Regions from separate parts of the Homo sapiens genome. Here region 1 is linked to region 2. A link is an interaction called in ENCODE POLR2A ChIA-PET data of the cell type or tissue named here. Cell type or tissue: OCI-LY7. All regions are shown on one strand. Each heading gives the region's core, and the rest is flanking DNA. Links, peaks and the distances in the headings are about the cores only. Region 1 has its middle 22 kb from the start of RPL11. Region 2 holds the start of MIR378F (microRNA 378f).

Region 1 (15,397 bases), core at 2,421-10,420, 220 kb before region 2:
CAGTGAGCCAAGATTGCGCCACTGCACTCCAGCCTGGGTGACAGAGTGAGACTCTGTCTCAAAAAATTAAAAATAAAAATAAAAATTAGCCAGGTGTAGTGGTGCATGTCTTTGGTCCCAGCTACTTGGGAGGCTGAGGCAGGAGGATTGCTTGATCTCAGGAGTTGAAGGCTGCAGTGAGCTGTGATCACACCACTGCACTTCATCCTGGGTAAGAGTGGGACACCTGTGTCTTAAAAAAAATAAAATAAAAAGGCCAGGCACGGTGGCTCACGCCTGTAATCCCAGCACTTTGGGAGGCTGAGGCAGGTGGACTGCTTGAGCTCAGGAGACCAGCTTGGGCAACATCAGTGAAACCCTGTTTCTACCACAAAAATTAGCCAGGCAGAGGCCGGGCATGGTGGCTCATGCCTGTAATCTCAGCACTTTGGGAGGCCGAGACGGGAGGATCATCTGAGGTCGGGAGTTCGAGACCAGCCTGACCAACATGGAGAAACTCCATCTCTACTAAAAAAAAATACAAAATTAGCCGAGCGTGGTGGCACATGCCTGTAATCCCAGCTACTAGGGAGGCTGAGGCAGGAGAATCGCTTGAACCCGGGAGGCGGAGGTTGCGGTGAGCTGAGATTGCGCCATTGCACTCCAGCCTGGGCAACAAGAGCGAAAACTCCATCTCAAAAAAAAAAAAAATTAGCCAGGCATGGTGGCGGGTACCTATAGTCCCAACTACTGCAGGAGAATTGCTTGAACCTGGGAGGCAGAGGTTGCAGTGAGCCAAGATCACACCACTGCACTCCAGCCTGGGAGACAGAGCAAGCAAGCCTTTGTCTCAAAAAAAAAAGAGAAAAAACAAAAAGAAAAATTTTTTAAAAGTGTGTCCACGGCCGGGCGCGCTGGCTCATGCCTGTAATCCCAGCACTTTGGGAGGCCGAGGCGGGCAGATCACCAGATCAGGAGATCGAGACCACCCTGGCTAACACGGTGAAACCCCGTCTGTACTAAAAATACAAAAAAAAATTAGCCGGGCGTGGCGGCGGGCGCCTGTAGTCCCAGCTACTCGGGAGGCTGAGGCAGGAGAATGGTGTGAACCTGGGAGGCGGAGCTTGCAGTGAGCCGAGATCGCACCACTGCACTCCAGCCTGGGTGACAGCGCGAGACTCCATCTCAAAAACAAAACAAAAGTGTGTCCACTAAAGTCACTTATCCAGTAACTTTTTTTTGAGCGTCTACCATGTGCTGGGCACTGTTTAAGGGGCATAGGATACATCAGTGAACAAAGACAAAGATCCCTGCCTTGGAGCTTACATTCTAATGGAGGGAGACAGACAATAAGCAATCCACGAGTAAATTACAGAGAATGTTATAGGATGGTATGTGTGTTGGGAAAAGAAAAAGTAGAGTGGGGTGAGGGGGTGAGGAAAGGCTGGTCAGAGGAGGCCTCACTGAGAAGATGAGATTTGAAGTGGGTAAGGGTTGGGCACTTGGATCTGTGAGGAGGAGCTTTTGGAGAGATGGAAGACTAGAGCAAAGGCCTTCAGGCAGAGGTGCGTTATAGCACTGAGCCCACTACAGCCAGGCAGTGTGAGAGGGCAAGAGGAGGAGGGGGTCAGAGATGATGGGCAGCCGCTGTGCAGGCTGTGTAGGGTGTTAGAAAGACTATGGCCTTTACTGGGAGCGAAATGAATCACTCCTTGCTAGGTTGGCAGAGGCATCACATGATCTGACTTCCATTTTAAAACTGTAACTGCATATTAAAAACAGAATATGGGGGGTAAGGGTGGAAGCAGGAAGACTTATCAGAAAGTATTGTCAGCTCAGTGCTCTTGTGCAACTGTAGTCCTATCTGCTTGGGAGGCTGAGGCAGGAAGATGGCTTGAGCCCGGGAGGTTGAGGCCAGGCATTCATGCTGGTCCAGACGTCGTGGCAGCATTGGAGGTGGTGAGACATGGGCAGATGATAGATACATCTTGAAGGTAAACCAGCAAGATTTCCATGGACAACTGGATGAAAGATAAGAGAGAAAGTGAAGTTGAGAATGACTCAAGTTTCTGGCCCCTAGCAAAAGAAGTATGGAGTTGCTGTTAATTTCGATGGAGAAGGTAGCATGGAACAGATTTGACAGTTAGGAATTCCATTTTGAACATGCGTAACTTAAAATCTATCATCTAAAGGAAGATGTTGAGTAGGCATTCTGGAGGCTGGTCTGCAGATATCTGTTTGGAGGTCTTCAGCATAGGGAGGTCCGTATTTACAGTCTTGAGACTGGATGAAGTCATAGGGGAGTGAGTATGACAGAAAGGGAAAAGGACCCAGGACTGAACCTTAGGGTACTTAAGCATTAAGAGGCCTGAGAGGCGGCCGGGCACAGTGTCTCACACCTGTAATCCCAGCACTTTGGGAGGCCAAAGTGCGAGGATTGCTTGAGGCCAGGCATTCGAGACCAGCCTGGGCAACATAGCAAAGCCTCATAGTGAGTCTCTATTAAAATTGTTTTAAAAAAACTAGCCAGGCATGGTGGTGCATACCTGTAGTCCTAGCCACTTGGGAGGCCAAGACAGGAGGATTGCTTGAGTCCAGCAGTACAACACTGCACTGAGCTGAAATCACACCACTGGACTCCAGCCTCAGCAAAAGAACAAGACCCTGTCTTGGCCGGGCGCAGTGGCTCACGCCTGTAATCCCAGCACTTTGGGAGGCTGAGGCGGGCAGATCACAAGGTCAGGAGATCAAGACCATCCTGGCTAACACGGTGAAACCCTGTCTCTACTAAAAATACAAAAAATTAGCCGGGCGTGGTAGCGGGCATCTGTAGTCCCAGCTACTCGGGAGGCTGACGCAGGAGAATGGCGTGAACCCGGGAGGCAGAGCTTGCAGTGAGCCGAGATCGCACCACTGCACTCCAGCCTGGGCGACAGAGCGAGACTCCGTCTCAAAAAAAAAAAAAGAAAAAAAAGAACAAGACCCTGTCTCAACTCAAAAAATAAGAATAATAATAGTAATAAAAAGAGTTGTGAGGAAACAAGAGGAATTGGCAAAGGAGAAAGAGGGACCGGTAAAGTAGGAGATAAACCAAGTGCCTGGTAACCTGGAAGTAAAGTCAGGGTGTGTGAAGGAGGAGGGATGATGAACTGAGGTGAGTGCTCCCAAAGAGTCCGGTAAAACGAGGACTTTGAATTAGGCATTGGACTTCACAGCATGAAGGCCTCTCGTGGCCTCTCTGGAGCAGTGCTGCCAGGGTGATGGGCCAGAAAGCCTGAGTATAGTGGGCTTCAGAGAGAAGGTGAGGAGAGTGACTGGGGACAACTGGTAGACAATGCTTCCAAGGAGTTCTGCTGTCAAGGGGAACAAAAGTGGGAAAAAAACTTTCTATGACTGAGAAAATCCAGTAGAGAGAAAAATTGATGTGGGAGAAGGGAGACCTGCAGTAGCAATATCCTTGAGTGGGTGAGAAGGGTTGGCTTGTAGCACACAGAGGGGGTTTAGACTTGGATAGAAGCGTGGCTGGGGTGTTGGTGATAAGTTGGGAGCCTGCCTGTGTGAGTGCACATGTTGGCTGGTGGTAGATACGGGATGGAGTTCTGTGGATGTGCCCGGCCGCCTCTCAGGCCTCTTAATGCTGAAGTACCCTAAGATTCAGTCCTGGGTTCAGTTCTCTTCAGTTCTCTTCGCATTGCTTTCATTTTCTCAGTGAAGTAGAAATAAAGGTAGGGATGAGTCACTGGGAGAGTCCTGCGCCATGTGTGGGGAACTCTACCTGAGGGCAGGACCCTCAATGCAGCCTCTATGGGTAAAGAAATAGGTTTGAGAGGTAAAGAGCCATGCGCAGGATCACACAGCTGGTTAGTAGCAGAGCCAAGCCTAACCCAGATGGCCTGGTTTCCTGCCTAGCATCTGACAGATCCATAAGAGACAAATCATTTCACCATCTTGACAAGGTTGAACTCTCATGGCTCTTCCTAGTAGTGTCTCAATCTGCAGGTCTGTTCTGATACAGAGATGTCCTGCAAGCAGCTCTTTCCTCTCTGTCTGTGCTTTCTGGGTTCTGCCTTGCCTGCCTTCCAGCTGCTCTGCATCTTTGTCCTACAAGATCAGTGATGCTCAAATTTGAGAGTACATTAGAATCTCCTGTACGGCTTGTAAAAGCTGGATTGTTGGGCCCCCACCCTCAGAATCTCTGATTCAGTAAATCTGGGGTGTCTGAGAATCTGCATTTCTAGCAAGTTCCCAGGTGATGCTGAGGCTGATCCCGGAACCAAGCTTTGAGAACCACTGTGTTAGACTATAAATATCCCTCTTGGATTCAGGTTCATGAAGGAACTGTGTTAGATTATATACATCCCTCTTGGATTCAGGCTCATGAAGGAACTGTGTTAGACTATATACCTCTCTCTTGGATTCAGGTTCATAAAGGAACTGTGTTAGACTATATACATCCCTCTTGGATTCAGGTTCATCCCTCTTGGATTCAGGTTCGTGAAGGAACTGTGTTAGATTATATACATCCCTCTTGGATTCAGGTTCGTGAAGGAACTGTGTTAGAGTATATACATCTCTCTTGGATTCAGGTTCGTGAAGGAACTGTGTTAGACTATATACATCTCTCTTGGATTCAGGTTCGTGAAGGAACTGTGTTAGACTATATACATCCCTCCTGGATTCAGGTTCGTGAAGGAACTGTGTTAGACTATATACATCCCTCCTGGATTCAGGTTCGTGAAGGAACTGTGTTAGACTGTATACATCTCTCTTGGATTCAGGTTCGTGAAGGAACTGTGTTAGACTGTATACATCCCTCTTGGATTCAGGTTCGTGAAGGAACTGTGTTAGACTGTATACATCCCTCTTGGATTCAGGTTCGTGAAGGAACTGTGTTAGACTGTATACATCCCTCTTGGATTCAGGTTCGTGAAGGAACTGTGTTAGACTATATACATCCTCTTGGATTCAGGTTCGTGAAGGAACTGTGTTAGATTATATACATCCCTCTTGGATTCAGGTTCGTGAAGGAACTGTGTTAGACTATAAACATCTCTCTTGGATTCAGGTTCATGAACTCGGAAGGCATCTATCTGTCCTCTGTCAAGCCTTAGGAGTGCCTCCCATTGATTCTGTTCTAAGAATGTTTGCTGAACTCATTCATTTGGCAAATTTTTATTGTGTGCCTGGCTGTGTGTTGGGATCTGGGGGATACAGCACAGAGAACCCATTCAGCTGTTAAGTGGTATAGCAGAGATTGAACCCAGGCAGTCTGGCTCCAGAGGCCATGCTGTTAATCACCACCTTAATACACCAGCACCATACTGACCCTTCCTCATTGTCGTCAGAGAGATTGAAAGAGAACTGGAAAGAGAATGACTTTCTCACTTTGTGATTCATTGTTAATTAATATGGTATCCATGTGCCATCTAAAATCATTTGGGCTGCCAGTAGTGCCACCCCACACTGTAGGATACAGCAGGTTAGAACACAGGGTGACATATGGTGTGGCAGGAGTTTGCTTAGGTAGTTCTGTGAGCACTGTGTGAAGGAGTGGTGGGGCGGGAGGTGGTGGGGGGAGCGGATTACAAAAAACCCGTTTGATTTAAATCTATTATCATGACAAACCAGGCAAAGAAAAGAGTTTGGAGAAAAGTCATCTCAGGCAAGGCAATAGGGATCACCAAGTTATGGAAGCAAGAAGGATATTAGGTATTTGGTATGCCTGGAGTTGAGAGAGTGTTGGGGGCCTGACAGGAAATGGGACTGAATTGACTAGATTTTTGAAGGGCCTTGAACATCAACCTAAAGAGCCTGAGCCTGATCTTGAAATCCAGTCAGCTGCATTGGGAAGGGCATGGGCTCTGGAGCCATCGAGATCTGGGATGGAATCCTAGTTCTGGCTCTTAATAACCTTGTGATCTTCATGACTTTCTTAATTTATCTGAATTCAGTTTCTTTGGTAAATAGAAATAAATAGTCCTATCTGACTTGGTTATGAGGAGCAAAAATAATGTAAATACCTGGCATATAACTATGACACAAATGGTCATAACTATTATCAGTTACCTTCATGTTTAGAAAGCTCATCCTAGGCCAGGCGCGATGGCTCATGTCTGTAATCCCAGCACTTTGGGAGGCCGAGGCAGGCGGATCATGAGGTCAGGAGATCAAGACCATCCTGGCTAACACGGTGAAACCCCATCTCTACTAAAAATACAAAAAATTAGCCGGGTGTGGTGGCGGGCTCCTGTAGTCCCAGCTACTCGGGAGGCTGATGCAGGAGAAAGGCGTGAACCCGGGAGGCGGAGCTTGCAGTGAGCCGAGACCGCGCCACTGCACTCCAGCCGGGGCGAGAGAGTGACTCCATCTCAAAAAAAAAAAAAAAAAAAAAAAAGAAAGCTCATCCTAGCAACAGTGTACAGGGAACAAGGGCAGTGTACAGGGCAAAGGCAGAAGCAGCAGGAACATTTTGCCATATTCCTGATGAGAGATGATTTGGCCTAATTGAGGCAGTTGGAGAGGGGGTGGCAAGTAAAGCTAGTCAAGTGACATCTGGTGTTAATTACTGCTGTTTACGTGCAACCCTGAAAGTCCATAGCAAATTTTAATTTATAATTTTGCTGAGATACCGTAACCGACATCTATATGAAAGTCACCTGCTAGTGAAGGTGATGGAAGACGAGAGAAAATGAGGCAATCTAAAGAAAACGGTTTCTGAGATGGAAATCAGCTGGAGATAGAGGTCAGCTTCATCAGAGACTTGGATCCATGATGGGAGGCAGCCTCTGTATAGACAGTACTGTTCATTCTGCAGCAGAGGAAAAGCCATTTGTTCTCATCATTTACATCCAGTATAAAAATTACTGGGCGGGCACGGTGGCTCATGCCTGTAATCCCAGCACTTTGGGAGGCTGAGGTGGGCAGATCACAAAGTCAAGAGATCGAGACCATCTTGCCTAACATGGTGAAACCCCGCCTCTACTAAAAATACAAAAAATTAGCTGAGCGTGGTGGCGGGCGCCTGTGGTCCCAGCTACGCAGGAGGCTGAGGCAGGAGAATGGTGTGAACCCGGGAGGCAGAGCTTGCAGTGAGCCAAGATTGCGCCACTGCACTCCAGCCTGGGTGACAGAGCGAGACTCCCTCTCACAAAAAAAAAAAAAAAAAAAATTATCAAAGAAGAAAAAGGTCAGGCAAAAGTTGGAAAGATAATTTAACTAACTCTATAAAGCACTGTAGTCCTGGATTTATATGATCAGTGGGTATCCGAGAGTCTTTTTCTAGTTATATTTTATTTCATATTCTAGAGACAGTTATATGGAGGCATATACTTGGGAATTCTCAAAAGTCTTTTATCCTCTAGAATATCAGATGTTTTCAGTAGAATTGACAAGCGTTGGTCTATAATTTTCAAGTCAATACTTTTCTTATGTTTTTGAAGATGGTAACAACAAATTTGAAGTTATCTAATGTAGGTTCTATAAAGCAATTACAGAATAAAGAGCTTGGCTTGAGATAGTTAATCTAGTATCCTGGTCCAGTCTTTCAAAGTACCTGCCACTGATCAGAGCATATCTGGAAGACTATGGTCAGTTTGGAGGTTTATATTTTAAGAGGGAAGTTGACATATTAAAGCAAGGTCCAGGCCGGGTGCAGTGGCTCACACTTGTAATCTCAGCACTTTGGGAGGCCGAGGTGGGTGGATCACTTGAGGCCAGGAGTTTGAAACCAACCTGGCCAACATGGTGAAACCCCGTCTCTACCCAAAATACAAAAATTAGCTGGGTGTGGTGGCAGGCATCTCTAGTCCCCCCAGCTACTCGGGAGTCTGAGGCAGGAGAATCGCTTGAACCCGGGAAGCAGACCTTGCAGTGAGCCGAGATTGCACTACTGCACTCCAGCCTGGGCGACAGAGTGAGACTCCATCTCAAAAAAAAAAGAACATAGACTCCTGGGCCCCCTAGGGATTCCGATTCAGTAGATCTTAAATGGGGATGAAAATTTGCATTTCTAGGCCTGGCGTGGTGGCTCACACCTGTAATCCCAGCACTTTGGGAGGCCAAGGCAGGTGGATCACCTGAGGTCAGGAGTTCGAGACCAGCCTGACCAACATGGTGAAACCCTGTCTCTACTAAAAATACAAAATAAGCTGGGTGTGGTGGTGCATGTCTGTAATCCCAGCTACTTGGGAGGCTGAGGCAGGAGAATTGCTTGAACCCGGGAGGAGGAGGTTGCAGTGAGCCGAGATTGCGCCATTGCACTCCAGCCTGGGCAACAAGAGCAAAACTCTGTCTCAAAAAAAAAAAGAATTTGCATTTCTAACAAGTTCCCAGGTGATGCTGATGCCACTGGTCTTCTAAGCATTATTTATTTGGTTGTTTGTTTGTTTATGAAGTGAGATCAGGAGCTGTTAGAGAGTTTTCAGCTGTGGAGGGCATATGGCTGCATTTTCTTTTATTTAAGTTTTAAATATGGGATCTTGCTATATTGCTTAGCCTGGTTTTGAACCCCTGACCTCAAGCGATCCTCCTGCCTGGGCCTCTCCAGTGGCTGGGACTACAGGCATGGACCACGGTGCCCAGCCCTCATTTTCAATTTTGAAAAGGTGACTGTAGTGGCAGTGTGGAGAATGAATTGCAGGGGTGGGTATGGCAGAAGCAGAGAAACCAGGTGGAAGCTTTGGTCATAGTTGCATCAAGATGCTAAGGCTTAGGCTTGCTTGGGCTTATGCGGTGAGCACCAAGTCTCCTGTAGGGATCAACCCTTGTGTGGTTACTATGACGTTGGCTTACTTTTAAAGGTCTCTAGGTGCTGTTCTGCCTGGTGTCCTGCTCTTTTCCATAGAGGGCTCAGTCCCATAAGACTGCCCCCACTTCAAATGCCAGTCACAACTTGGTTATCACTTATACTTCTGACCAACAGACTATAAATCACGGTTCCACTACCCCTCCTTGAGTTCAATTAATTTGCCTAGAATGGCTCACAGAACACAGGGAGACACTTAAATTTGTGAACAGCCGGATGAAGAGATGCAAAGGCAAGGTATGGGGGAGAGGACACAGATTCCATGCCCTCCCTCGACACACCACCCTCCCAGCACCTCTCCCCAAGCATCCTTTGGGTGGAACTTGATGCTCGCCTTTCCCCCTCTGCATTCAGTTTGTCCTTTCTCTCTCTCAAAGAAGGTACAGTATCATACTGTAGAGGACAAGTGTCTAAAAATCATATGCCTCAAGTAATTATCTTTTTTTAAACAGATAATCAGAGTCTCATTTACTTTATATCGCTTTAAGTCACAGAATGAGGGAATGACAGAGTCAGAATTTGAACCCAAATCTCCTGAATGCTTTGCATTATACCCTACTGCCTTATGCAGGCCGTGTAACCTTAGGTAAATCTTTATGCTTTCCATCTGTTTCCTGCCCGGTTCAAGAGAGATCATGTATGTGACAGTGCCAGGCAAACCCCACCACAGTGTAGACCTGTGAGTTGCTGCCATCATCCATGTGGTCATGTGGTCAGTGTTTGTCAATGTGTCTAACATTTCTTATCTGGGAATTGTAAAGAATTTCTCAGTTTTTTTTTTTTTTTATTATTTTGTTTTTAAGACAGAGTCTTGCTCTGTTGCCCAGGCTGAAGTGCAATGGCACGATCTTGGCTCACTGCAACCTCCACCTCCCAGGTTCAAGTGATTCTCCTGCCTCAGCCTCCCGAGTAGCTGGGACTACAGGCACCCACTACTGCGCCCAGCTAATTTTTGTAGTTTTAGTAGAAATGGGGTTTTGCCATGTTGGCCAGGCTGGTCTCGAACTCCTGACCCCAGGTGATCTGCCCACCTCGGCCTCCCAAAGTGCTAGGATTACAGGCGCGAGCCACTGCGCCGGGCCAGAATCTCTCAGCTTTAATTGTGGACTGAACCTCTATGGAGAGAATGTGTGTATAATGAATTCCTCTGTGCTCCAGGATATATTCCTTTGGTCCTTGTTTTATAAATTTCCCTCATGCTGATGTAAAAAAAAAGATATTATCATGTCTATCAGCTGAGCACACACAGGGGGATTGAGAGGAATGGAGAAAGACAGGAGGAGGAGGAGATAAGGGAGAACTAACATGGCCAGTATGTATCTCCTTTGTTCTAGGTGTTTGACATATTTGAGATCATCTTTACAGTTGTCCTATGAATTATATATAACATTCCTATTTTACAAGGAAAAGAGGGCCTCAGAGTCACCACCAGGAAGTGGTGGAACTTGAATGCTAACCCTGATCCTTCTGATTCACAGTGACCCCTCACACTGTGCTCTGTTGCCCCAAGAGGAGATACGAAGCATAGATCCGTGGGCTCAATTTTGTTTGGTTTGGTTTTTGAGACGGGGTCTTGCTATATTGCCCAGGCTGTTCTCACACTCCTGGGCTCAAGCAATCCTCCCACTCATTCTCCCAAGTAGCTGGGATTGCAGGCATGTGCCACAGTGCCTGGCTCAGTTTTATATGATTCTACCAAATAGCTTCAGATAAGAACATAGGGAGTATGAAACCCCATGTAAAGGCATGAATGTCAGAAAACTTAAGGAAACAAAAACATGGCTTGCATCTGTAGTCTCAGCTACGTGGGAGGCTGAGCCCATGAGTTGAAGACCATAGCATGCTGTGATTGAACCTGTGAATAGCCACTGCGTTCCAGCCAGGCAGCATGGCGAGAGCTCATCTCTGGGCACGGTGGCTCGCGCCTGTAATACCAGCACTTTGGGAGGCCGAGGCAGGCAGATCACGAGGGAGTTCGAGACCAGCCTGACCAACATGGTGAAACCTTATCTCTACTGAAAATACAAAAATTAGCCGGGTATGGTGGTGTGCACCTGTAATCCCAGCTACTCAGTCAGGAGGCTGAGGCAGGTGAATCTCTTGAATCCGGGAGGCAGAGGTTGCAGTGAGCCGAGATCACGCCATGGCACTCCAGCCTGGGCGACAGAGTGAGACTCCATCTCGGAAAAAAAAAAAAAAAAGAAAGAAAGAAAAAGAAAGGGAGAAAACCAGGCAGATCTATGGCCAGTCATAGAAAGAAAAAGAAAGGGAGAAAACCAGGCAGATCTATGGCCAGTCAGTCTCTTTGGGACCTCTGGGAGTGAAAATCCCCGTCAGGAATTGTTGTCACTTTTCTTCTGTGACATCTGCTTCAGGCTTCCAGCCTTCACCCAAGTCAGCTAAATTGCCATTGTTTCATTAATTTAACAAATGTTGATTGAAGGGCCAAGCCCATGCTGGACCCATCGATGTATCGCCTTTATTTTAGGCGCTTTGCTCTAGTTCACTTACTTATGGGTTCACCAACTATTTAGTGCCCCCACCAGGGATATAGAGATGGTTTAGTCACAATCTGTGCCTGCAGGGAGCTCACAGTCTAGTGAGGGTACCACACAATGAAACACAGAGGAAGACAGACGTGGCTTCTACCCTCATGGTGCTAGACTACAGTGGAGGAAGTGGGGAGGGAGCATAAACCAATAAAAAGTGGACAAAAAGTAATACATATTAAGTATAGAGTTACCATTTGATCCAGCAATTCCACTTCTGGGCATATTCCCAAAAGAATGGAAAGCCCAGGAACCAATATGTGTACACTGATGTTCATAGCACCCCTATTCGTAATAGCCAAAAGTGGAAACAACCCAAATATCCATCAGCAAATGAATAGATGAACAAAACGTGGTCTGTCCATACAATGAAATATTACTCAGCCTTAAAAAAAAAGGAATGAAATCCTGATACGTGCTACCATTTGGGTGAACCTCGAAAACACTATACTAAGTGAAATAGGCCAATCAGAACAGGACAAATATTCTATGATTCCACTTGTGTGAGGTACCTAGAGTAGTCACAGTCACAGAGATAAAAATAGAACTATGGTTGCCAGGGGCTGGGGGAGGGAAAAATAGGGAGTTATTGTTTATTGGGTGCATAGTTTGAGCATGGGATGGAAAAAGTCCTGGAGATGGATAAGATGGATACTGGTGATGGTTGCAGTGTGGATCTACAGAATGCCACTGACTGAATGGCATAGCTAAATGTTAGATATATGTATTTATTTTACCACAACACAAAAATAATACATTTGAGACTTTGTCTTGAAGAACATGAAATTTAAAATTATGAAAATAAATTCATTTTATATTTAACCAACAAAAGGTAATACAAATAGTAGTCATATAATAGCCATCATGGTCAGTGCTACAGAGAGTCCTATCTGGTGTTGGGAGAGAAGATGGCAGGTAAACCTGCTCAGGTTAGTGGGGTTCTGAAACCGAGAAGGGCTTCACCAGGAGAATGGCATTTCAACTAAGCCCTGAAAGAGAAAGCTTGGTGAGAAGGGGTGGGTGTTTGTGGAAGACAAGACATTCCAGGCAGCAGGAACAGCAAGGCGAAGGCCAGAAGCAGGAGCGCCCCTTTGGTGGAGTTGAGGAATTACAAGGTTTGTATGTGGAACACAGAGTGGGGTGGAGGTTGGGCTTGCAAAGGATTTTAGGCCCCTCCTAGGAGCAGATGGAATCCATCAAAGAGTTTGGGCAAGGGATTTTTATTTTTAATTGGTAAGCCCCTTGATTTGGTTAAGTAGAAAGGAATGGAAAATAAAGTTTATTGAGGGGTTTCTATGTGTCAGCTGCTTTACCTACCATTCCCTTCTTGGGTAGAAGCCCTGTGAGGTCAGAATTACTAGGAGATGAGTTCCTTGAGGACAAGGATGAGGCATTCTCAAATCTCTGATACTAAGTAGGACACTTGGCTCAGATGATGTGCTCAATAATGATCCACATGGTTGATTTTACAGATGAGGCTCAGGGAGGTGAAGCCATTTACCCCAAGTGAGCAGGTGAGGAGGCCGTGCAGCCTAGGAGCTGTGCCAACCCTAAGCCCATACCCCTTTCTAGACCATGCTACACATGTCACAACCCCAGATTTCCCTGCTGTTTTCCAGAGCCTCTTCCCTGGGTCCCTCCTCCCCAGAACACTGGTGTGTGTACCCCTAGGCCCAAGGGGTGGCCAAGGGGCATCTGTCTGTGAGTGTGACTTTGCACTTAGGAGCTGGTGTGACCCCTGGGCTGAACGTGAGGCCCTGTGGTGCAGGACAGAGACTAAGGCAGTGTATTCATTTCCTATTTCTGCTGTAAAAAAATTACCGCAAACTTACTATCTGACATTTATGGAGGCCAGAGGTCCAAAATGGGTCTCACTGGGCTATAATCAAGGTATAGCCATGGCTGTGTCCTTCCTGAGGCTCCAGGGAGAATCTGTTTGCTTGCCTTTTCCAGCTTCTAGAGGCCACCTGTGTTCCTTGGCTGGTGGCCACCTTCAAAGCCAGCAATCCCATCACTCCAGCCTTTGCCTCTGTCATCACATCTTCTCTGACTCTGACTCATGCTTCTCGCTTTCACTTAGAAGCACCCTTGTGATTATTTTGGGCTACCTCAATAATCCAGGATAATCTCCCTATCTTGAGGTCAGCTGATTAGCAATTTTTATTGTATTAAAATAAATAAATTTGTAATATAAATTGAAATGAGGTCTTGCAATGTTGCCCAGGCTGGTCTCAAACCTCTGAGTTCAAGTGATCCTCCTGCCTCGGCCTCCCAAAGTGCTGGGATTACAGGTGTGAGCCACCATGCTTGGCCTGATTAGCAATTTTAATTCCCCCTTGCCATGTAAGATAACATATTCACAGGTTCCTGGGATCAGGGTGTGGACACCTGGGGTGGGGAGGGGACATTATTCTGCCTAATGCAGGTGGGAAGAACAGCATGTAGGTTAGGGGCTAGTTCTCCTTGTGCCACCACATCCCCAAGAACTCTTAGGAATCTGAGAATGTTAAATTTAAACCTAGCCCCAGGTCATTATGAAGGTATATTCATCGAAGTAAGAGAACAGAATAGGATAGGATAGAGTAAAAACTGTATTTAATGGTTTGTTAGTTTTTAACTTTTAAATATTTAGATAAATGGTATGTGGGCCTCTGTATACACTTTTGCCATCAGCCATGCAAATATTAGAGGTCCGTCTAACCCAAAGTCACATAGCCGGTGAGGAGTCAAATTAGAACACAGATGTGTTACTTTCACCACACAAGGCCCCTCTTCAAGGAGAAGTAAGGCACTGTCTTTCTCAGCTTCGAGGCTCTGTATCTCTGCCTGTTTCCTGGTGGTTACAGGCTATGTGCTCTGGAAACTCCTGCTGAGAACCTGGCCTCCTAGCCCTTCTGAAGCTGCAGTTCTTCTCTCACACCGTGTATTGCCCTATGCGGATACCTCTCATACAGACCCTCCACTGGGCCGTTCAAGTCCACGTACTTATGGGTTCACCAGCTAGTTAGTGCCCCCAGCAGGGATACAGAGATGGTTTAGTCACAGTCCCTGCTTGCAAGGAGCTCACAGTCTAGTGAGGACATCACACAAAGAAATGGACAGTGACGACCACACGAGAGACTCCTCCAGTGATGGGTGCACGATAATCTGGGGCAGATCTGGGGTGGGGTTAGGTACAGGCTGCTCAGAGGAAGTGATTCTCAAACTGAGTCTTAATGAGGCCAGGAGGCTGAGGGCTGGAATTTTGGGTTGGCATATTTATAGACCCTGAGGCTGCAATGGGGCAAGTTTGGGAAATCCCAACTCTGTCATGATGACTAGAACAAAGAGTAAGAGGTGAGAGGGGCCAGAAGTAAGGCTTAAAACACTAAGAGCCACAAAAAAAAAAAAAAAAAAAAAAAAAAAGCAAACAAACAAAAAAAACACTAAGAGCCTCAGCCCAGGAATGGTGGCTCATGCCTGTAATCCCAGCACTTTGGGAGGCCAAGGCAGGTGGATCACCTGAGGTCAGGAGTTCGAGACCAGCCTGGCCAACATGGTGAAACCCCATCTCTCCTAAAAATAGAAAAAAAATTAGCCAGGCATGGTGGCACACATCTGTAATTCCAGCTACTCGGGAGGCTGAGACAGGAGAATCGCTTGAACCTGGGAGGTGGAAGTTGCAGTGAGCCGAGATTGTGCCACTGCACTCCAGCCTGGGCAAGAGACTCTATCTCAAAAAAAAAAAAAAAAAAAAAAAAACCCAAAAAACACTAAGAGCCTCATTGACCCTAACAGGCTGTAGGCTTTATGAGGGGCCTAAATGTTACTGTTCATACTGTGCCTATGTACCAGGCACATCAGTGCAAGCAAGGCACGTGGCACATAGTAGATGCTTAGTAAATTTTTGCTGAAAGAATGAATGACAGGGCCAGGCACGGTGGCTTACACCTGTAATCTCAGCACTTTGGGAGGCCGAGGTGGGCAGATCACTTGAGTTCAGGAGTTCGAGACCAGCCTGGCCAACATGGTGAAACGATGTCTCTACTAAAAATACAAAAATTAGCTGGGCGTGGTGGTGTGTGCC
Region 2 (15,397 bases), core at 2,426-10,425:
GGATCACAGGCGAGAGCCGCCGTGCCCGGCCTAGCCTTGAACTTTTCAACGAGACCTTGACTTCTGTGTTCATCTCTGCATTGGTCAATGTCAGCAAGAATCCTGTGAAGTTGATTTAGCTAGAATCTCCTGTCCTCCATGTCTGATCACCCTCAATATCTGATAGGGTCCTTCATCCTCCACCACCTCCCAGGTGACATCTGATGATCCTGGCTTGCCTTCAGCCAGGATGTTAGGTTGGCTTAGCCAGAAGCCCCCCTCCCCTTACTTCTGATGTATTCTCTTAGTAATTTTTCATCCGGTGATCCCCACCCTGCTCCTTGGCTATAAATTTCCACTTGCTGATTCTGTATGTGGACTTGAGTCCCCCCAACTGCAAAACCCCATTGAAGTGGTCTTTATACCTGTCATGATGCGCCCCCCCCCCTTGAATAAACGCTTCCTTACCATCTTGAATGAGTGTCACTAATAATTTTGTCTTTAACAACAGCTTGCAGGACCCATAAAAGGGTATAGCCAAGAGTTAATAACCGGGGATTCGGGAGATCCTTGGATGGATGAGGAAGCAACAGGGGAGGAAAGACCAGATCAGAGACCAAGTTCTAGTTCTGGCACTGCCTCATCCTGCCATGTGGCCTTGAACAAGTGTGAGCCTCAGATTCTTCTCCTACAAAAGCAGAAGATGGGAGAGACCATCCTGCTCTGACTTTCCATGTGGGACTGAATTAGACATAACTCCTGCCCTCAACGTGTTTACAGTCCAGTTGGGAAGGTGAAGCATTGGCTGAACTGAGTCATAACACTTAGCCCCAGGTGGCTGGTTCTGGTGTATAGTCAATAGTTAGTAAATGTCTACTGAATAAATGAAAGGAAAACACTAATAAACCTCCTCACTGAACCCTCACTGTATACCAGACACAGAGTTAAACTTTTCACAAATATTTTCTTATTTAACCCTCACAACACTTACCAGTAAGGATTATATATCTATATTGTGTTACATATTCAAATATAACATAATATTCCCCAGGAAGTAGGTAAGAGGAGCTCTAGGTGTTTTGGGTAAGACCAAGTTCACCATCTTTTGTACTCCGGAGTGTAATCTTCACATGGTCCTATAGGCCAGGAGGCAAATCTTCTCCCACCTCACTCCAGAATTCCTGTTCTGTGACTCATTTTATTTTTAAAAATTTTATTTATTTATTTATTTATTTATTTGAGATGGAGTCTCGCTCTGTCACCCGGGCTGGAGTGCAGTGGCACTATCTTGGCTTACTGCAGCCTCCGTCTCCTGGGTTCAAACGATTTTCCTGCCTCAGCCTCCCGAGTAGCTGGGATTATAGGCTGGGATTACACCAAACCCAACTAATTTTTGTATTTTTAGTAGAGATGGGGTTTTGCCATGTTGGCCAGGCTGGTCTCGAACTCCTGACCTCAGGTGATCCACCGGTCTTGGCCTCCCAAAGTGCTGGGATTACAGTGCTGGGATTACAGCGTGAGCCACCGCGCCTGGCCCCCTGACTCATTTAGTATTTCTCCAAAGCATTTATCATCACATGACACCTACTGTATATTTCTTTTCTTTTCTTTTTTTTTTTTTTTTGAGACAGTCTCGCTCTGTCCCCCAGGCTGGAGTGCAGTGGCGCAATCTCGGCTCACTGCAAGCTCCGCCTCCCGGGTTCACACTATTCTCCTGCCTCAGCCTCTGGAGTAACTGGGACTACAGGTGCATGCCATCACGCCCGGCTAACTTTTTGTATTTTTAATAGAGACAGGGTTTCACAGTGTTAGCCAGGATGGTCTCGATCTCCTGACCTTGTGATCCGCTGGCCTTGGCCTCCCAAAGTGCTGGGATTATAGGCATGAGTCACCGTGCCCAGCCAACACCTGTTGTATATTTCATTTGTTCATTTTTCTGTTCCTCCTTCCTAAAATATAAACTTCATAACAGCAGGGATCTATATCTATTTTGGTCACTTCTACGTCCCCTGTGTCTAGAACAGTGTTTGGTACATCCCCAAAATTAGGTGTTCAACATCCATTAGGTGCTCAACTAATATTTGTTGAATGAATAAATGAATAGACGAATGAAGTAGGTGAGTCTCAGAAAAGTTAAACAAAGCAACTTATCCAATATTATCCAGCCATCAAGTGGCACAGATGGAATTCAAACCTAGAATTGGGACAGGCTTGGAGTCAATCCATTTAACCACTAAACCATAATTGTCTCATTCATGCAACAAATATTCACTGAGATCCTAATCCCTGAAGGACACTGTTCTAGGCACTGGGGATATAGCGGGGATGAAAACAGACAAAATCCTTGCCCTTGTGGTGCTTGCTTCTTAGTATTGTCCCATATGAAAAGAGATGTAGTTTTGTAAGATTGGGATGCAAGGCCCATGTGCCAACATACCTGGTTATGTATCAGTGGCAGACATAACTAATGGATCAAGACCCTTAATCCTGCCCAGCCCAGATTCTGCTCATGATCTTTCTCAACTCAGCACTCCATGCTGACACTCAGCTGACTGGAGTTGGCACCAAAATAACCCCTGTTGGTCATGTGTGAATAGGTGTTGTCTCCTCAATAAGGGCATGAATCCCAACCCTGCACTGTGTGGCCAGAACCCCTGGGACCACAAGTGGAAGTTCCATAGCTGGCACAGGACTTGGGGTTCCTTCCCACTGGCCCCAGACAGTGTTTCCCTCGTTCCTTTCCCCAGCCCCTCTGACCAGTCCTGGGGGCATGAAGAGCACAGAGCTTAGCCAAGGTACAAACTCAAAAGCCTTGAAGGCAGCCAGGTTATGCTGATCCTGGGAGGGCAGGCTGGTTAAGGAACGGGCATAGGCTCTGGAATGGATAGTTATGGGTTCAAATCATGGGTTCTCGACTCATTCACATGACTTTGGGCAAGTCACTGCACCATTCTGAACCTTAGCTTCCTCATGTGTTAAATACGGGGATTATGCATTTACTTCAAAGGGTTGACCTGAATATTAGATGAAATAATCTATATAAGGGGCCTGCCTTAGTGTTTGGAGAGCAACAGGTACTCAACAAATGTTGGATGAGGGAACAAATGAGTACCTGAGTGACTGCATGAATGAGTGTTCTGGCAGGAAAGGTAGACACAAAAGCATACCTGGTGGGTTGTATTTTCCAAAGATAACCTGAGAAGACGTTTGAGACCATTTCAACCAGTAGAGTATGTCAGAGTGATAATTTTTTTTTTTTTTTTTTGAGAAGGAGTCTCACTCTGTTGCCCAGGCTGGAGCGCAGTGGCGTGATCTGGGCTCACTGCAAGCTCCGCCTCCCGGGTTCACGCCATTCTCCTGCCTCAGCCTCCCGAGTAGCTGGGACTACAGACGCGCGCCACCCACGCCCGGCTAAGTTTTTTGTATTTTCAGTAGAGACGGGGTTTCACCGTGTTAGCCAGGATGGTCTTGATCTCCTGACCTCGTGATCTGCCCGCCTCGGCCTCCCAGAGTGCTGGGATTACAGGCGTGAGCCACTGCGCCTGGCCCGCTCTGAGAGTAAATGAAGGCAGAGCTATGCCCATCCAGCTCCGTTCACCATTCACCACCAGCAACCACATGAGAGACCCCAAGTCAGACCACACAGGCAATCCCTTTCTGAATTCCTGACCCTCTGAAACCTTGAAAGATGATGAAATGATTCTTGTTGCTTTAAGCCACTAAATTTTGGGGCAATTACTCTTCAATAGCAGAATTTGTACAGTGTGTTTGGGAACACAGAAGAGGGATCAATCAAAAGAAATTGAACATTCAGCTGGGCACAGTGGCTCACACCTGTAATCCCAACAGGGAGGCCAGGCAGGTGGATCACGTGAGGTCAGGAGATTGAGACCAGCCTGGCCAACATGGCGAAACCATGTCTCTACTAAAAATACAAAAATTAGCTGGGCGTGGGGTGGCGTGCACCTGTAATCCCAGCTACTCAGGAAGCTGAGGCTGGAGAATCGCTTGAACTCGAAAGACAGAGGTTGCAGTGAGCCGAGATCACGCCACTGCACACCAACCTAGGTGACACAGTGAGACTCCATCTCAAAAAAAAAAAAAAAAAGGTGTTGAACATTCAATGTAAAGAAAGAAATTACACTAATACATTGAGTAGGATACCCAATAAATTGAGTTGCTGTTGAAAATAATCCTTAGACGAAGGCTTTCACATATAGCAGCTCAAAGAAAGTCTCCATTCCATGTTATCTTAGGAAACCTCTCTGGAGCTCCACTCCTCCCACTTCCTGCTCTTCCTCCCCAGCCCCTGGGTCAGGTCCTGGACTCCCATAGTTTTCAGGCTGCTAAACAACAGAACGAGCACTGGACTTGGAGCCAGAAGTCTTGGGCTCAAGCCCTGCCCTTACTGCTTACTAGCTGAATAATTCTGGGCAAATCAGTTGGACCAGTTACACCTCAGCCTTCTCATTTAGGAAATGGAGATGTCACAACTGCTAATTCATTGAATGCTCTGTATGAACTGACCACTAAACCCTTTAAATTGACCACTTCACTTAATCTGCATAACCACCCAACAAGATAAGGAATATTATTACTATTATTATTATTATTATTATTATTATTTGAGACAGGGTCTTGCTTTGTCACCCAGCCTGGAGTACAGTGGCACGATCACTGCTCACTGCAGCCTAGACCTCCTGGGCTCAAGTGATCCTCCCACCTCAGCCTCCAAGTAGCTGGGACTACAGACGTGTGCCACCACACCCAGCTAATTTTTGTATTTTTTGTAGAGATGAGGTTTTGCCATGTTGCCCAGGCTGGTCTTGAACTCCTGGGCTCAAGTGATCCTCCCGACTTGGCCTCCCAAAGTGCTGGGATTACAGGCATGAGCCACTTGTGCTGGGCCAACAGGAAATATTATCTTCATTTTCCCAATGGGGAAACTGTCCCAGAGATGTTAAGTAACTTGCCCAGAGTTATGCATCGTCTGCACGGCAGAGCTGGGATTCAACACTAGGCTGCCTTGCTCCAGAGCTTGTGCTCTTAACACTGTGCTGTCCCCGCGGGGGTGGGTGAAACTCTCAGGACAGCTTGTGAGAGTGTAGAAAAGGGCTTCTGTAAATGAAAGGAGTGCATGTGCAGAGGGGAGGAAACTTTATTTATTTATTTGAGATAGAGTCTCACTCTGTCACCCAGGCTGGAGTGCAATGGCACGATCTCGGCTCACCGCAACCTCCACCTCCCGGGTTCAAGCGATTCTCCTGCCTCAGGCTCCTGAATAGCTGGGGTTACAGGCGTGCGCCACCACACCTGGCTAATTTTGTATTTTTAGTAGAGATGGGGTTTCTCCATGTTGGTCAAGCTGGTTCCGAACTCCCGACCTCAGGTGATCCACCTGCCTCAGCCTCCCAGAGTGCTGGGATTATAGGTGTGAGCCACTGCACCCGGCCGAAAACTTTTTCTTTTTTTTGAGATATGTTCTCACTCTGGTTGTTGCCCAGGCTGGAGTGCAGTGGCGCAACCACAGCTCACTGCAGCCTCGACCTCCCGGGCTCAAGTGATCCTCCCACCTCCCACCTCAGCCTCCCAAGTAGCTGGGACTACAGGCTTGAGCCACCATACCCTGCTTTTTTTTTTTTTTTTTTTTTTTTTTTTGTAGAGACTGTGTTTGGCACATGTTTATGGTTACTTGCAACTCCCTGATAGCATCTGGCCTGTTCTGCCTTATAGCAGACATAGTTGCTCCTATTTCTGGGTCTTCCTGTTAAAGCTCCTTAAGGGCAAGCCCCACGTCTTATTCCTCTCTGCACCCTCACAGCATCCCATCCAGTGCCAAGGACTGAGTTGGGATTCAGAAAAAAAAAATATTTGAATGGAGTGGATTCCTCTATTAAGCCGAAACACTAAGACAATTATACCTGCTCATAAAAACATAATGAGAACAAGAACCTTTAAGAACACATTCTAGGCCAGGCGCAGTGGCTCATACCCGTAATCCCAGCACTTTGGGAGGCTGAGGCAGGTGGATCACCTGAGGTCAGGAGTTCGAGACCAGCCTGGCCAACATGGTGAAACCCCATCTCTACTAAAAATACAAAATATTAGCTGGGGCTGGTGGCGGATGCCTGTAATCCCAGCTACTCAGGAGGCTGAGGCTGGGGAATCACTTGAACCTGGAAGGCGGAGGTTGCAGTGAGCTGAGGTTGCGCCACTGCACTCCAGCCTACGCAACAAGAGCGAAACTCTGTCTCAAAAAATAAAAAAAAGAACACCTCTAAAAATTCTCAGCATTCCTGAAACGTTTCTAATGCCAGCTTTCTATTCTGGGTTTTAAACCCAAACCAACATGTTCTTTCTTCAGAGTTTGCAGATGTGGTCACAAAAGAAGGGGGAAAAGAGGAGAAGAGAATCTTTATAACTCATTCAGACACTCCCTGACACGTTCCTCAGGGTAAGAAGGAGGTTGTCTCTTCACCAGTGTTAGAATCTGGCTGGGGAGGAGGTGCAGATGGAGTTATTTGAAAGCAGAACTTTCTTAGGAGAAGAGGCTCTGTGGAAACTTGTTTTCACCGAGTTCTCTCATGTGTGACGTGAATCAGAAGCTCTAGGAGATGTCTGAGAGAGATTTTTACGTTATGAGGCAGCTGCTTATGAAATTAGGTCCAGAAGCTTCCTTCGAGCCAAGCTTCTTCTTATAGAAGCTGGAGAACATAAATAGTTTCCATTGCAGCAAGAAGAAAAATTCTTCAGTATGTTTATGGGTTTGTCCTTTCTTTTCCACAGTGGGTAGCAAACTTCTATAACAAGTTGGCATTGAACTAAAATAGGATTTCTCAAATTCATTTGACTAATACTAAATTCAGCTGAGAGCGCTTATTCTTCTACTCATGAGCAGTCATCTGAGACTTTTGCAAATCATCAAGCTAAGCTCTAAATGATAACCAGCAACATTTCCCATTCATCTGAGACATGGAAGTAATTATGTGTGCATAGGCAGTGTAAGGGTTAAAAGCACAGCTTTGGAGTTGGACAGACTGGGTTTGAATCCCAGCTGGAGGGCCATGGGTAAATTGTTTAATCTCTTTAAACCTCAATTTCCTCTGTTACAAATCAGGCATAGTAATATTTCTGATTCCCAGGGCTGTTGTGAAGATTATACGAGTATATACACATATGACTTACTATATTAAGTACTCAGTAAATGTTAGCTATTGTAGCCTGGGCGCGGTGGCTCACGCCTGTAATCCCAGCACTTTGGGAGGCCAAGGTGGGCAGATCACCAGGTCAGGAGATTGAGACCATCCTGGCTAACATGGTGAAACCCCGTCTCTACTAAAAACACACACACACACACACACACACACACACACACAAATTAGCTGGGCGTGGTGGCGGGCGCCTGTAATCCCAGCTACTCAGGAGGCTGAGGCAGGAGAATGGTGTGAACCTGGGAGGCGGAGCTTGCAGTGAGCCGAGATTGCGCCACTGCACTCCATGCTGGGTGACAGAGTGAGACTCTATCTCAAAAAAAAAAAAAAAAGTTAGCTATTGTAGTAGGCAGCCCCTAAAATATCTTGCAGTAATTTCTGCCTCCCTGTATTCAAATCCTTTGGGTAATCTCCCCTCCTTGAGTGTGGGGATTAGTGATTAGCGTCTAACAAATAGCATATAGCAAAAGTGATGGCATATTAGGGACCTCGAAAAGCCAAAACAATTGAAAAAGACCAAAGTTGGAAGTCTCACACTTCCTGCTTTCAAAACTTACTACAAACTGCAGTATCAAAAACAGCGGGAACTAGCATAAAGACAGACATACAGATCAATGGAACAGAGCTGCCAAGACCATTGAATGGAAAAGGATGATAACTTTTCAACAAATGGGGCTGGGAAAACTGCATGTTCACGTGCCAAAGAACGAAGTGAGGCCCTCACCTACATCATATACAAAGATTAACTTAAAAATGGGATCCCTTGAGCCCAGGAGTTCGAGGTTACAGTGAGCTATGATTGTATCGCTGCACTCCAACCTAGGCGGCAGAGTGAGACTCTGTCTCTAAAAAAATAAAAATAAAAAATTAACTCTTAAAACTGATCAAATATCTAAATGTAAGTGATAAAACCATAACGTGCAAGAAAGTATAGGACAAATGCTTCATGACAGTGGATTTGACAATCATTTCTTGGCTATGACAACCAAAAACACAGGCAACAAAAGAACAAAACAGACAAGACTTCATCAAATTTAAAAACTTTTCTAAATCAAAGGATAGTATCAACAGTTTCTCAAAAGGCAACCTAGGGAATGGGAGGACATAGTTGCAAATCATATAACTGATGAAAGATTGTCTAGGGAGAAACTCTCCTAACACTGGGTTTTTCCTCTACTCTCACACCACAATGATCAACTACACAGAAGAAAACTTCTGTGACTAAGGGAGGAGACCACCCCTCATCTTGTCTTATGCCCAATTTCTGCCTCCAATGAAAGAAGAAGTACAAACTCAAAGGCAGAAATGAAATCCACAGGCAGACAGCCCGGCGCCGAGCCCTGGGCCTGGTTAAAGATGGACCCCTGACCTAAACCAGTTATGTTATCTATAGATTACAGACATTGTATGGAAAAGCACTGTGAAAATCCCTGTCCTGCTCTGTTCCGTTCTGATTACTGGTGCATGCAGCCCCCAGTCATGTACCCCCTGCTTGCTCAATCCATCATGACCCTCTCATGCGGACCCCCTTAGAGTTGTAAGCCCTTAAGAGGGACAGGAATTGCTTACTTGGGGAGCTTGGTTGTTGGAGACGTGAGTCTGGCCGAAGCTCCCGGCCGAATAAAGCCCTTCCTTCTTTAACTCAGTGTCTGAGGGGTTTTGTCTGCGGCTTGTCCTGCTACATAACCAAACGTGTGTGCATCTCTCCCTACCACCAACCAGCAGACACCAGCCAGGTGGCCTCCAATTCAGGTCTGACACTATCTACCCAGAGACAGTGCCAGATCCCACAGGTTGAGGGTTCAGTCCCCAAGACTGCTCCCTCCTTCTCCACTCTCCCAGTCACAAGTCTGGGCCTCCAGAACTTCTGACCGACTGGCTTCAAGCTGGGGTTCCCCCAGCCTCCTCTTTGGATTCGATTAATTTGCTAGAGTGGCTCACAGAACTCAGAGAAACACTTACATTTACTGGTTTACTAAGAAAGCTATGTTAAAGGAAACAGATAACCAGCCAGATGAGGGGATACATAGGGTGAGGTCTGGAAGGGGCCCAAGCGCAGGAGCTTCTGGCCCTGTGGAGTTGGGGTGCGCCACCCTCCCAGCACCTGGACCAGTTTTTCTTCCCCTTCCTGCTGGCTTCCACGTGTTCAGCTATCTGGAAGCTCTCTTGACCTAGTCAATCTTGGGTTTTTATGGAAGCTTCATGATATTAGCATTCTTTCCCACAGGGTATAGAGTGGGACCCTCTCATCGGAGAGTCTTAAGACTCCAAGTCCTGCCTTGGGGCAGATGAAAGGAGGCAGCGGAAGGTCAGAGACCTGCCCCTGAGGCCTAATGCATCCAACATTATAACAAAAGACTCTAGCCTTCATAAACAATTGTTGGTGTTCGCAATGGGAAAGATATAATGGGAATGGACAAGGGAGCTTTTTAAAATACATTTATTTATTTATTTTTTGAGATGGAGTCTTGCTCTGTCACCCAGGCTGGAGTGCATTGGTGCAATCTCGGCTCACTGCAACCTCTGCCTCCTGGGTTCAAGTGATTCTCCTGCCTCAGTCTCCCGAGGACCTGGGATTACCGGCACCCATCACTGCACCCAGGTAATTTTTGTATTTTTAATAGAGACAGAGTTTTGCTATGTTGGCCAGGCTGGTCTCGAACTGCTGACCTCAGGTGATCCGCCTACTTTGGCCTCCCAAAGTGCTGGGATTACAGGCATGAGCCACTGCACCTGACCTGTTCTATCAGTCTTAAGATCTGTTTTAATGTTAATGCTGGTCAGCTGTGTCTGAATTCCAAAAGGGAGGAGGGAATAACGAGGCATGTCCAACTCCCCCTTCCCATCATGGCCTGAACTAATTTTTCAGGTTAACTTTGGAATGCTCTTGGTTGAGAGGAGGATCCATTCAGATGGTTGGGGGACTTACAATTTTATTTTTCATTTGCAAAATATACCAATTTTCATAATCCCATTGAAACTACCTTTGCCCTCTCCCTCTCCCTCCCCCTCCCCCTCCCCCTCCCCACAGTCTCCCTCTCCCTCTCTTTCCAAGGTCTCCCTCTGATGCCGAGCTGAAGCTGGACTGTACTGCTGCCATCTCGGCTCACTGCAACCTCCCTGCCTGATTCTCCTGCCTCAGCCTGCCTAGTGCCTAGTCACGCGCCGCCACGCCTGACTGGTTTTCGTATTTTTTTGGTGGAGACGAGTTTCCCTGTGTTGGCCGTGCCAGTCTCCAGCTCCTAACCACGAGTGATCCGCCAGCCTCGGCCTACGGAGGTGCTGGGATTGCAGACGGAGCCTCGTTCACTCAGTGCTCAATGGTGCCCAGGCTGGAGTGCAGTGGCGTGATCTCGGCTCGCTACAACATCCACCTCCCAGCCGCCTGCCTTGGCCTCCCAAAGTGCCGAGATTGCAGCCTCTGCCCGCCCGCCACCCGGTCTGGGAAGTGAGGAGCGTCTCTGCCTGGCCGCCCATCGTCTGGGATGTGAGGAGCCCATCTGCCTGGCTGCCCAGTCTGGAAAGTGAGGAGCGTCTCTGCCCGGCCGCCATCCCATCTAGGAAGTGAGGAGCGCCTCTTCCCGGCCGCCATCACATCTAGGAAGTGAGGAGCGTCTCTGCCCGGCCGCCCATCGTCTGAGATGTGGGGAGCGCCTCTGCCCCACCGCCCCGTCTGGGATGTGAGGAGCGCCTCTGCCCGGCCGCCCCGTCTGAGAAGTGAGGAGACCCTCTGCCTGGCAACCGCCCCGTCTGAGAAGTGAGGAGCCTCTCCGCCCGGCAGCCACCCGGTCTGGGAAGTGAGGAGCGTCTCCGCCCGGCAGCCACCCCGTCCGGGAGGGAGGTGGGGGGGTCAGCCCCCCGCCCGGCCAGCCACCCCGTCCGGGAGGGAGGTGGGGGGTCAGCCCCCGCCCGGCCAGCCGCCCCGTCCGAGAGGGAGGTGGGGGGCGCCTCTGCCCGGCCGCCCCTTCTGGGAAGTGAGGAGCCCCTCTGCCAGGCCACCACCCTGTCTGGGAGGTGTACCCAGCAGCTCATTGAGAACGGGCCATGATGACAATGGCGGTTTTGTGGAATGGAAAGGGGGGAAAGGTGGGGAAAAGATTGAGAAATCGGATGGTTGCCGTGTCTGTGTAGAAGGAAGTAGACATGGGAGACTTTTCATTTTGTTCTGTACTAAGAGAAATTCTTCTGCCTTGGGATCCTGTTGATCTGTGACCTTACCCCCAACCCTGTGCTCTCTGAAACATGTGCTGTGTCCACTCAGGGTTAAATGGATTAAGGGCGGTGCAAGATGTGCTTTGTTAAACAGATGCTTGAAGGCAGCATGCTCTTTAAGAGTCATCACCACTCCCTAATCTCAAGTACCCAGGGACACAAACACTGCGGAAGGCCGCAGGGTCCTCTGCCTAGGAAAACCAGAGACCTTTGTTCACTTGTTTATCTGCTGACCTTCCCTCCACTATTGTCCTATGACCCTGCCAAATCCCCCTCTGGGAGAAACACCCAAGAATGATCAATAAAAAAATAAATAAATAAATAAAATAAAATAAAATAAAAAGAGAAACTACCTTTGCAAAAATTATAACAGTAAGAAAATCATGGCAGTAAAAGAGATCTGATCTAATCCACACCCATCTTGCCTTTCCCTTAATTATTCCTGGGCTTTGGGGCTGAGCTAACTTTGAGAGACATTTAGTTTATACTTTAAATGATAATAGGCCTTCCCCAAAACTCAACTGTCTTTGTTAAGCCAATGAAAGGTCATCAGGCTGTGGGAGGAGAGGAATCTGAATTCTGCTAAGGTGAAGAAATTGTTTAATTGCCAGCCACTCCTGCAGGTAACACCACTATTGTAGATTGGCCTTTTGAGTATCTTTTCAGTTTTTGGAAGTCTGAAACCAATGGCTCCACCCGTACCTGGCTCTGCCTCTACCCACCGACATTGCTCCTGTGGTCCCACTCAGAAGTAGTTCAGCACTCAGGACAGCTTCCACCCCCTATGATTTCATCTCTGTCCCAACCAATCAGCAGCAAGCCTAGCCACCGCAGCCCTTCCTCGAAAGTGCCTTTGGAAAACTCCTAAACTACCAGCTTTGGATGAGATTTATTTGAGTCCTAATTCTGTCTGTCACATTGTGTGACCGGCCTCATGTCTATTGTACTCTTTCGTTACTGCAATGCTGTGGTCTTTGTTTATGCAGCAGGCAGGAAGAATCCATTGGGTGGTTACATCATTAACCCTTACATTTTTATGTTCTAGTTTCAGAAAATTCTCTTCTCTACCCCCGGACCATATTGGGGGAACCCACCCTCAATATTTCAACATAGGTTCTTTCTATTTTCCATAAGTGTAGGCCGGCTGAGAAATAAAGAGAGACAGTACAAAGAGAGGAATTTTACAGCTAGGCTGCTGGAGGTGACATCACATATCAGTAGGACCGTGATGCCTGCCTAAGTCTCAGACCAGCAAGTTTTTATTAAGGGTTTCAAAAGGGGAGGGGGTGTAAGAACAGGGAGTAGGTACAAAGATCACATGCTTCAAAGGGCAAAAAGCAGAACCACTAATAAGGGTCTAACAAAGATCACGTGCTTCTGAGGGAACAGCTAGAATTACCATATGATCCAGAAATTTCACTTCTGGGCGTACACCCCAAAGAATTGACAGCAGGGACTAGAACAGCCTGTGAATACCTATGTTCGTAGCAGCCTTATTCACAATAGCCAAAAAGGGGAAACAACTCAAATGTCTGTTGACAGATCAATGGATAAACAAAATGGGAATATACATACAATGGAATATTATTCTGCCTGAAAAAGGAAGACAATTCTTTTTTTTTCTTTTTTTTCTTTTTTTTTTTTTTTGAGATGGAGTCTTGCTCAGTTGCCCAGGCTGGAGTGCAGTGGCGCAATCTCGGCTCACTGCAAGCTCCACCTCCCAGGTTCACGCCATTCTCCTGCTTCAGCCTCCCGAGTAGCTGGGACTACAGGCGCCCGCCACCATGTCCGGCTAATTTTTTTTTGTATTTTTAATAGAGATGGGGTTTCACCGTGTTAGCCAGGATGGTCTTGATCTCCTGACCTCGTGATCCGCCCGCCGCAGCCTCCCAAAGTGCTGGGATTACAGGCGTGAGCCACTGTGCCTGGCCAAAAGGAAGACAATTCTAACATATGCTACAACATGAAGGAACTTTGAAAACATTATGGTCAGTAAATTAAATAAGCTACAAGACACAAGAGGACAAATATGACACAAGAGAATAAATATTGTATGATTCTACTTATATGTGTTACCCAAAGTAGTCAATTGCATAGAGATAGAAACAGAAAATAGAATGGTGGTTGCAGGGTCTGGAAAGAGAGGAGGAGTGCAGAGTTATTATTATTATCATCATTATTTTCAGACGGAGTTTCAGTCTTGTTGCCCAGGCTGGAGTGCAGTGGCGCCATTTCGGCTCACTGCAACCTTTGCCTCCCGAGTTCAAGTGATTCTCCTGCCTCAGCCTCCTGAGTAGCTGGGATTACAGGCGCCCACCACCATGCCCAGCTAAGTTTTGTATTTTTAGTAGAGACAGGGTTTCATTATGTTGGCCAGGCTGGTCTCAAACTCCTGACCTCAGGTGATCCACCTGCCTCGGCCTCCCAAAGTGCTGGGATTACAGGCGTGAGCCACTGTGCCTGGCCCAGAGTTATTGTTTTATGGGTAGAGAGTTTCAGTTTTGCAAGATGAAAGGAATTCTATAGACGGGTGGTGGTGAAGATTGTACTTAATGCCGCTGAACTGTACTCCTAAAAAGGGTTAAAATAGTAACTTTTATGTCATGTGTATTTTACTACAAAAAAAAAAAAAAAAAGAGAGAGAGAGAGAGACTGGGCACAGCGGCTCATGCCTGTAATCTCAACACTTTGGAAGGCTAAGGTGGGAGGATCACTTAAGCCCAGGAATTCAAGACCACCAGCCTGGATGATATAGTGAGACCTTGTCTCTAAAAAAAAATTAAATTAAAAAAAAAGTGATGGGATACTTCTGAGATTAGGTTGCAGAAAGACGATGACTTCTACCTTGCAAGCTCTCATCCTCCCTAACTTACCCTGAGGGAAAACAGTTGCCATAATGTAAGCTGCCCCGTGGAGAGGTCCACAAGGCAAGGAAATGATGCCTCAAGTCAACAGCCATGCGGTGAGTTTGGAAGTGGATTCTTCTCAAGCCAAGCCTTGAAATGACTGCAGTCTGTGATGACACCTTCATTGCAATCTTGTGAAAGACTCTGAACCAACTCTCAATCTTGAGAGAGCCTCGTCTTCTGGACGAGCTAAGCTGCACCCAGATTTCTGACCTACAGAAACCGTGAGTAAAACGTGTGTTGTTTCAAGCTGCTAAATTTTGGAATAATTTGTTATGCATCAATAAATAACAAATACAGCTGTTACACTTTCTATAAAAGTGTGTTATTGAATATACTTTTATATAATACTATAAAACTTTTTTTAATTTGGCAATCTATTTTGACACTTACCTTTAACAAAACATAACTTTTCTTTTTCTTTCTTTCTTTTTTTTTTTCTTGAGATAGGGCCTTTCTCTGTCGCCCAGGCTAGAGTGCAGTGGTAAAACCATGGCTCACTACAGCCTCAACCTCCTAGGCTCAAGTGATTCTCCCACCTCAGCCTCCTGAGTAACTACAGGCATGTGCCACTACGCCTGGCTAATTTTTTGTTTTTTGTAGAGATGGGGTCTTACTATATTGGCCAGGCTGGTCTGGAACTCCTAGACTCAAGCAATTCTCCTGCCTCGGCCCCCACTAAGTGCTCTGATTACAAGGATGAGTGACCACGCCTAGCCATGAAAATATACTTTTCTTCAACTTGATTTTTTTATTTTTTATTTATTTATTTTTTTAGATGGAGTCTCTCTCTGTCACCCAGGCTGGAGTGCAGTGGTGTGATCTTGGCTCACTGTAGCCTCCACCTCCCGGGTTCAAGCAATTCTCCTGCCTCAGCCTCCCAAGTAGCTGGGACTACAGATGTGCACCACCACGCCTGGCTAATTTTTGTATTTTTAGTAGGGACAGGGTTTCACCATGTTGACCAGGCTTGTCTCGAACTCCTGACTTTGGGTGACCCGCCCACCTCGGTCTCCCAAAGTGCTGGGATTACAGGTGTGAACCACCGTGCCCAGTCCAACTTGATTTCTTTAATGCCACAGTATGGGG

Evidence for each region. ChIA-PET counts read pairs that join two places held together with the same protein. Peaks named below come from ENCODE experiments on the same cell type or tissue, not always from the same donor. Only the 100,000 strongest peaks of a DNase experiment are listed, where the experiment ranks them.
Region 1: POLR2A ChIA-PET joins it to region 2 with 5 read pairs; 4 of 35 experiments call an interaction of 5 or more read pairs at or near these places.

Annotation. Positions count from the first base shown.
Region 1 is chr1:23,706,262-23,721,658 of GRCh38, forward strand. No RefSeq gene overlaps it. Among named protein-coding and RNA genes, the nearest start is that of RPL11, 22 kb to the left of the region's middle. In OCI-LY7, for the core only: a CTCF peak has its summit at 10,282; no DNase peak of the experiment used is centred there.
Region 2 is chr1:23,924,778-23,940,174 of GRCh38, forward strand. MIR378F (microRNA 378f) reads left to right here and starts at 4,293; the gene lies at 4,293-4,370. In OCI-LY7, for the core only: no CTCF peak of the experiment used is centred there; DNase peaks (open chromatin) are centred at 5,704, 6,564 and 6,874; H3K4me3 peaks cover 1,620 bases; H3K27ac peaks cover 3,066 bases.